2 separate regions of the Homo sapiens genome follow, and region 1 is linked to region 2. Evidence: chromatin loops called from intact Hi-C (ENCODE). Cell type or tissue: HepG2. All regions are shown on one strand. Links, peaks and the distances in the headings refer to the core of each region. The heading gives the core; the rest is flanking DNA.

The links. A loop is a pair of places that touch in the nucleus more often than their neighbours do. Peaks named below come from ENCODE experiments on the same cell type or tissue, not always from the same donor. Only the 100,000 strongest peaks of a DNase experiment are listed, where the experiment ranks them.
Region 1: a loop joins it to region 2, with 18 times the contacts of the local background. A loop is called at or near these places in 1 of 110 quality-filtered maps.

What each region holds. Positions count from the first base shown.
Region 1 is chr2:74,779,259-74,783,655 of GRCh38, forward strand. No RefSeq gene overlaps it. Among named protein-coding and RNA genes, the nearest start is that of HK2-DT, 53 kb to the right of the region's middle. In HepG2, for the core only: no CTCF peak of the experiment used is centred there; no DNase peak of the experiment used is centred there; H3K27me3 peaks cover 2,527 bases.
Region 2 is chr2:74,864,019-74,868,415 of GRCh38, forward strand. HK2 (hexokinase 2) reads left to right here. Exons shown (of 18, transcript NM_000189.5): 3 at 3,618-3,766. Among named protein-coding and RNA genes, the nearest start is that of HK2, 32 kb to the left of the region's middle. In HepG2, for the core only: no CTCF peak of the experiment used is centred there; a DNase peak (open chromatin) is centred at 2,223.

The DNA of each region.
Region 1 (4,397 bases), core at 247-4,246, 85 kb before region 2:
CTGGCTCAGTTTGCTCATCTGGAAAGTGAGAGGGCTGGAATAGAACAATAATTCCAAAGTGCTGCGTCCGAATCATCTGAGAAGCAGATGCAAGCTGCATTACACAATGCAGATTTCTAGGCCCAACCCCAGAGATTCCTATTAATTATGTCTGGGTGGGGCCTGGCAATATGTATTAAGGGAATGTAAATTCATTTCATTATGAGACTCTGTTGACACGCTTGAGATAATTAGAGACACTTGAAAGCAGTCACACCAGAACTGTGAATCACTGAATTAGAAGTAAATGTCAAGTACACTTGAATAATCGAACAGAATATACTAAGACTATGTTATCTGATTAGTTCCAAGCCTTTATGGCAACGATGCCACTTATCTCATTATGAAATGTCTTTCAGTACAAAAAAAATGACCATCATTGAAAACTTCTCAAGCAGGCATGACCTCACAGTGTCCTTTAGCATCAGGAATAAATGGGCACTCATCCAGCCTCTCCCAGGTGACCGTCACCTACCGAATGCCACAGCTATGCTGCAAGAGGTGGGGCAAAGAACAGCACACCTAGCTTTCTTGAAACTTTCCTTCCTTCACTTCAGTAAATCCATTTCCTCTAGGTCTTTCTTGACTCTTCAACTTTTCATTTATTTATTCAGTAAATACTGATTGTATGAGTGCAATCAGACTCTGCTGGACACTGGGGATACAGTGGAGGGCGGGGTTTGTGGGCCAACCACAGGTTGATGTCATGAGTGCTGTGAAGGTGCCATGGAGTGCCTAGGAGGGGGTCCCAACCCAAATATCTTCTTGCCCTTCTCCTGTCTCTAAGTATTGTCACTTTCTAAAACTCATTGATATGATTTGGCTCTCTGTCCCCACCCAAATCTCATCTTGAATTATACCCCCATAATTCCCATGTGTTGTGGGAGGCACCCAGTGGGAGACAATTGAATCATGGGGGCGGTTTCTCCCATACTGTTCTCATGGTAGTGAATAAGTGTCATAAGATATGATGGTTTTATAAGGGGAAACACTTTTCACCTGGTTCTCATTCTCTCTCTTGCTGCTTCCATGAAAGAAGTGACTTTCGCCTTTTGCCATGATTATGAGGCATCCCTAGCCACGTGGAACTGTAAGTCCATTAAACCTCTTTCTTTTGTAGATTGCCCAGTCTCAGGTATGTCTTTATCAGCAGGCTGAAAATGGACTAATACACTCATTTTTGTGCAAACCTACCTAAAATGGCATTTATTGGCAGAATATTGGTGCAGAACAGGGATGGCCATGACCAGCAGACTGGCTGGATTGCAGGTGGCCCCAGCAGGGAGACTCTCACAGTTGGTGATGAGAGAAGTTCACACTGTAGGTCAGTCAGCATCAAGAAGGTTCAAGCAGCTGGGAAGTGATGAAAACCCTGGTAGGCAGGTGAGAGCTTGATAGGCAGGTGTTCCACTAATCCAGCAGTGGTCATGTGGATTCAGCCTCAGTGTTCTGGGCCAGGACTAGGATGGGGCTTTGTCCAGAGAGACTGGGAGACTGAGCAGGGGATACAGGCATGGACACAGACATGGGCATGATGGGGAGGGGTAGTGGTCAGTGAAGGATTCCTTGAAGAAGGGATGTCTGAGCTGAAACCTGAAGACTGACTCAGAAGTAACTAGACAAATAGAGGAGGAAATGATTCCAGGAAGAGGGAGCAAAATGTGAAGGCTCGAGAGAAGAAGCTACCAATGCCTGCTATCTGAACAGAATCAATGAGTTGCCTTTCTACTTAGATTGAATGAGAGCTCAGAAACCTTCACACCTGGAGAGTTTGGCCAGGCCCTGAAAGACATCAAGAAGTCTGCAAAGGGGACAGAATCCAGGAGTGACGCTCCTTCCTACCTAAAGAGAATATTAATAACCTTTGCATGGTTGTTTGGAAGGTCGTGAGGTGGCCAATTTTCAGGCTCTTCTCTCTCTTAGGGATAGCTAGGTGATAGGAAAGAAAACAAGAGGCTCTTATATATTTTACTTCCACAAAGTAAAAGTGGAATCCCCATAATGGATTATTTTGCTTTAAACAGTATTTTAAAAAGGTAAGAAAAGAAAGAAAAGCAGATATTAAAAGCATTTCCCAGCTCTTTACTATTTTTGATGCTCTTCTTTCCTTCCCGTGGATATGAATTTTCTTATGGTATCACTTCCCCTTGGCCTGAAGAAATTCCTTTAACATTTCTCTTAGGTGGATTTATTGATGAGAATAAATCCAGTTCTTATTTGCCTAAAATTTTTTTTACCTTCAATTTTAAAGGAATTTTTACTAGGTATAGAATTATAGTTTGACAGTTATTCTTTCAACACTTTACAGATGTGGTTCTGTTGTCTCTGGTCTCTTGTTTCTGGGGAGGAATGAGTTGTCATTGTTATCACTAGTTCTCTGTATGTAGTGTTTTTCCTCCTTTTGTACTTTTTAAGATTTTATCTTTCTCTTTTGTTTTCAGAAATTTAACTGATAATATGATTTTCTTTGTATTTATCCCACTTAAGGTTTGATGGACTTCTTAGGTCTGTAAGTTTATGTTTTAAATAAAATTTGGAAAAATTTTTGTCCATGCTTCTCTAAGCATTCTTTCTGTATAATTTTCTCTCTCATCTCTTTCTGGGATTCCAATTGCTTGTGTGTTAGACTTCATCTTGCAAATTGTTGAGACTCTATTCATTCCTTTAAATTTTTTTTCCATTGTGATTCAATTTGGATAATTTTTATTGAACTGTTGTTAACTTCACCAATTCTTGCTTCTATAATACATTGTTTAATCTTTATTTCATCCAATGAGTTTTTTAAAATTTCACATATTAGAATTTTCAGTTTTGTAAGCCTCATTTTGTTTTTTATTAGCATTTCATTTCTCTCCTGAGGCATCTCATTCTTTCGTCTATCACACCCATCCATAGGTGCTTTAATACATTTATCATAGTTATTTTAAAATCCTGTCTGCTGATTCCTATATATGGGTTGCCAAGATGTCTGTTTCTATTGACTATTTTCACTTGCTTATGGGTTTCCTGCTTCTTCACAAGTAAGTACTATTCATTATCGTGCATATTACATTGTAGAGATTCTGGGTTGACCTATCTTACTCTGATGAGGATAGAGTTTTGTTCCAGCTGGCAGTTACTGAAGGATCACCTTGTTTCTATGAATATTTCATTTAGACTCTGTATGGCAAGTCTATTTTACTCTGAATCCTAGGTTTAGGCCTTAGTCTTGAGACGTGGCTCTTACTGCTAAGTTATGGCCCTTCTGGAGTTTCACTGTAAAACTAAGGCCCTCTGAATTAGTGAGATTTCTTCAAACTCAGTCTCCCCAGCACTAGACAGCAATGGAAATATCTGCACAGGCTTTCAGCCTCCCATTTGTTGCTTTCTACTGGCTTTCTTGGACCTTTCCCTGAACATGTACAGTTCAGAGTCATCCAAGGATTTGAGGAGAATTTGCACACAGATGTTGGGCTTCCTCCTTTGAGACTCCTTCCGTTCCAGGATTTCTCTCTCAATATCCAGCTGTTTTGCCAGTCCCAAACTCTGACCTCTGACTCCTTAGCCCAGTAAGACTGATGATTTCTGCCTGAGCTCTATTTCCATACACTACACTACACAATCCTTAGGGGAAAAATGGGATAAATATGGATCTCATCTGCTGTGTTTTTCTTCTTTTACTTTTATTTTTTGGAGACAGAGTCTTGCTCTGTTGCCCAAGCTGGAGTGCAGTGGCATGATCTTGGCTCACTGCAAGCTCCGCCTCCCGTGTTCATGCCATTCTCCTGCCTCAGCCTCCCAAGTAGCTGGGACTACAGGCGCCTGCCACCACGCCCGGCTAATTTTTTGTATTTTTAGTAGAGACAGGGTTTCACCATGTTGGCCAGGATGGTCTTGATCTCCTGACCTCATGATCCACCTGCCTCGACCTCCCGAAGTGCTGGGATTACAGGCTTGAGCCACTGCGCCCGGCTTGTTTTTCTTCTTTTAAAAGTCAAATCCTCTTAAGTTTCTGTATGTTCTTCACTTCTCGCCAATGCTTTCAAATAATTTTTTTAAAATTTTGTCTGGAGTTTAAATTATCAACAGGAGAATTAATTCAATATAGAATTACTGGGACAGGGATAGCATGGAAGTTGATTTTATTCTGTGTATCTGACTTAAAAGGCTGTGATTCCAAAGCAAAAGTGGTAAGAATGCTCAAACAACTAATTTGGGTAGTAGGGGAGTTTAAGAGCCAAACCCGGACTTTCGTAGAGTCTAAAATTGGCATTCAGGACAGTGAGCCTGGAGAGCAGTTAGGAGGCTGAGGTCTTTGTGTGGGCATGTGTTGAAAGCTCATTTTAGAGGGGTGGTGATGGAAACAGGGATGGTACAGG
Region 2 (4,397 bases), core at 122-4,121:
TTTTGGCATTGAAAGTCCCATGTCATAGGAAACCCCTCCATCCTGGGCAAACTGGGATGGTTGGCCACCCTACATGGCCCTGGAGCTCATGCCCTCACTGCTGCTCAGCTCAACTGTGGCAGCAGCCCTTGAGCTGCTTCCTTGTGCTATCCCAGCCCTCCACAGTGCCACTAGAGCCACTAGAGCCCTTTTGGAAACAGATCTGACCTTCTTAAGAACGAAAGAAAGTCCTTGGCAATGGTATTTGCTGTGCGTTTATAGCCATGTCACGTGAGCCCTATGTTGTAGCTACTCTGGACATGCCATTTTTTGGCACCCACAAATTAATGCCAACTTATAGTTATACCAAACCTCTGTCCTGCCTTACTGGACACCAGAGCATGCCACAAACCTCCATGGCCTTGACAGGGAGAAAGGGAACAAGTACCTTGATAGGATCTATTAACGGAGGAATAATTTACTGTGTTTCTTCTTTGTTGTTGTTGTCATTTGTTTGTTTTTTTTTTGAGACAGAGTCTGGCTCTATTGCCCAGGCTGGGGTACAGTGGCGAGATCTCAGTTCACTGCAACCTCCACTTCCTGGGTTCTAGTGATTCTCTTGCCTCAGCCTCCCAAGTAACTGGGATTACAGGGCTACGCCACCATGCCCGGCAAATTTTTGTATTATTAGTAGAGACAGGGTTTCACCATGTTGACCAGGCTGGTCTCAAACTCCAGACCTCAAGTAATCTGCCCGCCTTGGCCTCCCAAAGTGCTGGGAATACAAGCATGAGCCACCACACCCAGCCTGTGTGTTTCTATATGTTCACATACAACATAGTCCATGTTTCACGTAAGCATCACAACCGCTGGGAGATGTCAGCATTATGAATCCTGTTCTACAGGTGAGGTGACATGCTCAGAGAGCCCTGTGATGTGCCCACACCACACAGGTAGTGAAGCTGCTGAGCTGGAATTCAAAATGAGGCCTGCCTACCTGTCTAAGGTCCAGTGCCTAACCACTGCTCTGGCATGGGCACGTAACCATGCGTGGGCGTTACGAGAGGGCCCGTCTCAGGATTGCCGAGTCACAGTGCTAGGCCTGCCTCAGATTCCGGACTTGGAAGGAATGCAGTCATTGGCTATGGTGGTTGTGGCTTCCTATGTGTGTGGAGGAGGGCTGCAGGGAGGAGGGGTGTCAGGGAATGTGTGTTCCAGAGGAGTCCTGTAAGCAAAGCAAGAGAGGACCTCCTTCCTGGGAACAGGTTCATCAGCAATACTTTATTATTTGTGTTTTCCCTTCAGTCCATCAGAAAATCCTGCACACCACCCGTTCTTGGTGGAGCTGTGGCCTCTGAGTCCAGCTGGGCTGGCCTCGGATGATGACCCACCAGGGGCAGCCTCGCCACCTCGGTCCCCTGTGGTCACTGATTCAGCGGATCGCGTGTATCCTGGACTTGAGAGTGCTGATGAGGCATTTCATCTTTGATATCCCTTTCATCCCTCATGACAGCCACCACGTTGTGTTTCCTAGAATTTGGCTGAGTTCCCACTACCAGGGAAGGCTCAGAGCTGGAGTGTCTGGAAAAGCCACCCATGGCCATGAGGCAGGCAGGCTAACCCCAGATGAGGGCGATGTTGCTGTAGCTAGCCCGCAGCTGTAGCTAGTGGTGGGGCCACCTCTAGTCACTGGGCAGGAAATGGAAAATTAGTGCCCCTAAGGAGGAATGCTGCCGTCACTGGAGCCAATTCCAGTGACTTTTCTTGGACAGGTTTCTGCAATCCCTTCTGCTTTCGTTGGCCTGGAAGAGTCAAGTGAGGCTGTGGGACAGGGTCTGCCTAGAGCCCGGAGAGAGAGTACCTAGTACTTACTGAGTGTGTCCTGAGTTCTTGGTCCTGCACCACACTTGTGTGTCTAATTTTTCCCCTCACAGCAACCCAATGAGATGCAATGTTCCCATTTTAGAGATGAAGCAGCTGAGGCTCAGAGGCTCAGGAACTTGCCTCTGCTAAATAGTGGCCGGGGTTCTGGAGCAGGTGATGTGGGCTCCAGAGCCAGTCTCCGTGTGTCACATCGCCTGACACACTTCTGGTTGTGTGGTCTCTGGTGGATGATGTCTACCGTTTTCCCTCTTGGGACCCTAGGGACTGTGGGTGGTGTTCTCAGGGAGCTGGTCAGATGTGACTTTTCTCAGGGCCTAAGTGCTGGAGGTGCTGAGTGCACCTGGGTGTAAAACAAACATTCTTGGGTTATTGAGTCAGAGCATCTCCCTGACCTCTGACCCATTCCGCTTCACTTCAGTGCTGTTCTCCCACCAGGAAAGGGGTTGAGTGTTGACAAACATGCCAATAAGTGAACCCCCCAGGAAATTGCCTTGTATCCTTGTATCCTTTGAGAAGGTTGTGGCAGGGCAGCAGAAGACTGGCGGTGCTGCTCGCAGTTGGGGCAGTCACCTGCGGATGCGCCTTGCCTGCTCCGCCAGCCCCTGCCCTGCTGCAGGTTCCGCGCCTCTTCAGCACTTTCATTCTGTGCCACACAATGGGGCCCTTCCCCATAGTCGGTGGTATTATCACCCAGGATCTGGATGTTTCCTGTCTACACTGCTGTTTCCTGGAGGGTAGGAACTGCACCTTCCCAGTGACACATGACAGTCTTCACCCATCTGTGTCTGTGGCTCCTTTCTGGAGTCTCACTCATCCTCTTTCCTGCTCCCCCACAGCTTTTCTGTTGCTTCAGTGGCCTGACTCTTGTCGTACATACATGCTCTGGGGTCAGCATTCTCTTGCATTCTGATAAGCCTGAGATCCTTTGAGGGGGCACCTGCTTGCCTTATTCACCAGGCCTCAATGTGTTGGTCCTCATTCCACTCCATCACATGACCCCTCTGGTCTTGCTGCAGGACATGGCCCTCATAATATGCAAACATTAGAAAGTAAATTTAGTACTGCAATTGCAATATGCAAACATAATATGCAAACATTAGAAAGTAAATTTAATACCGTGCTTGCAATTTGGTGTTCTGGGGGTATGAGGAACAGGATGGAGGCATGCACCCCTGGCATGGGGCTTGCTGAAAGCACTGAGGAGGTAGTCGGCTCTCAGGAGGGGGTGAGCACATCGTTGGATGCGAAACTGTCTTATATTGTTGATTGAATTATAAAAGTAATGTATATGCGACAGAATACTACTTAGCCATAAAAAGGAACAAATTAATGGCATTCGTAGCAACCTGGATGGGATTGGAGACCATTATTCTAAGTGAAGTAACTCTGGAATGGAAAACCAAACATCATATGTTCTCACTCATAATTGGGAACTAAGCTATGAGGATGCAAAAGCATAAGAATAATACAATTGACTTTGGAGACTCAGAGGAAAGGATGGGAAGGGAGTGAGGGATTAAAAAAAAAACAGCCCTGTGAGTTTCCAGTTTTAATAAAGCTCTGAGAATTAAAAAAATAATAATGTAAAGGTGTATAGCATGAAATTAGACTATATGTAATGTCTGTAGAGGAGTGAATCCCACTGGCCGCCCCTTACCCACAGATATTCCTGGAGGGACTTGGAGTTTTAAGTCTCGGTTGGTTCCTGGAAGAATTTTGCCCAAAATTAATAGTGGCCCTTCCTTTCTCTGCAGAACACGGAGAGTTCCTGGCTCTGGATCTTGGAGGGACCAACTTCCGTGTGCTTTGGGTGAAAGTAACGGACAATGGGCTCCAGAAGGTGGAGATGGAGAATCAGATCTATGCCATCCCTGAGGACATCATGCGAGGCAGTGGCACCCAGGTATGACCCTTCTCTCAGGGCAGCCCCTGGTGACAAAAAACTTCCTTGGCATGTTCTTTCTGTACTTTCTCCAGCCGCTCCCAGCGTGTGGATAGGCAGTCACCCAAGACACTCATGGATGCCAGCACAGCTGTAAGGGCTCCCTCTCAGCCGGAGCTCAGGCTGTTCTGGTTGTATTTTATACCCAACATGTACTCAGTATTAAAAGGAGTGACTAGAGAAGAAGCATGAAATCCAAGTAAGACGCTGTTCAGTGTTGTCACATCTCGGGCCTCAGGGCTTGGAAGAGGTCAAGCCCTCTGATTCGTGGTCGGCTGTTCCCTCTCCCACACAAGGCTCCCTCCTGGGAAAGGAATTTCTGACCATGAGTAGAACACGCTGGGGAGATATTTTTAGACTCATTATTTGTCTTTGGGGTGGCCTTGAGGTAAACCTGCTTTCCTTGTTATCATGCTGGGGTTGGAGAAGGGAGGCTGCATCCCTAGGGCTGTGGGCATTTGAGCTTTACCGAAGTTGTCACGTGGCTCCAGTATAACGTCAGGAGGGACACAGAGGGTAGCGGCCCTTCCACTGCCACTCCTATGCCTGCACCAAGCTGAGGTATTAAAGAGATTGGGTCCTGTATTCAGGC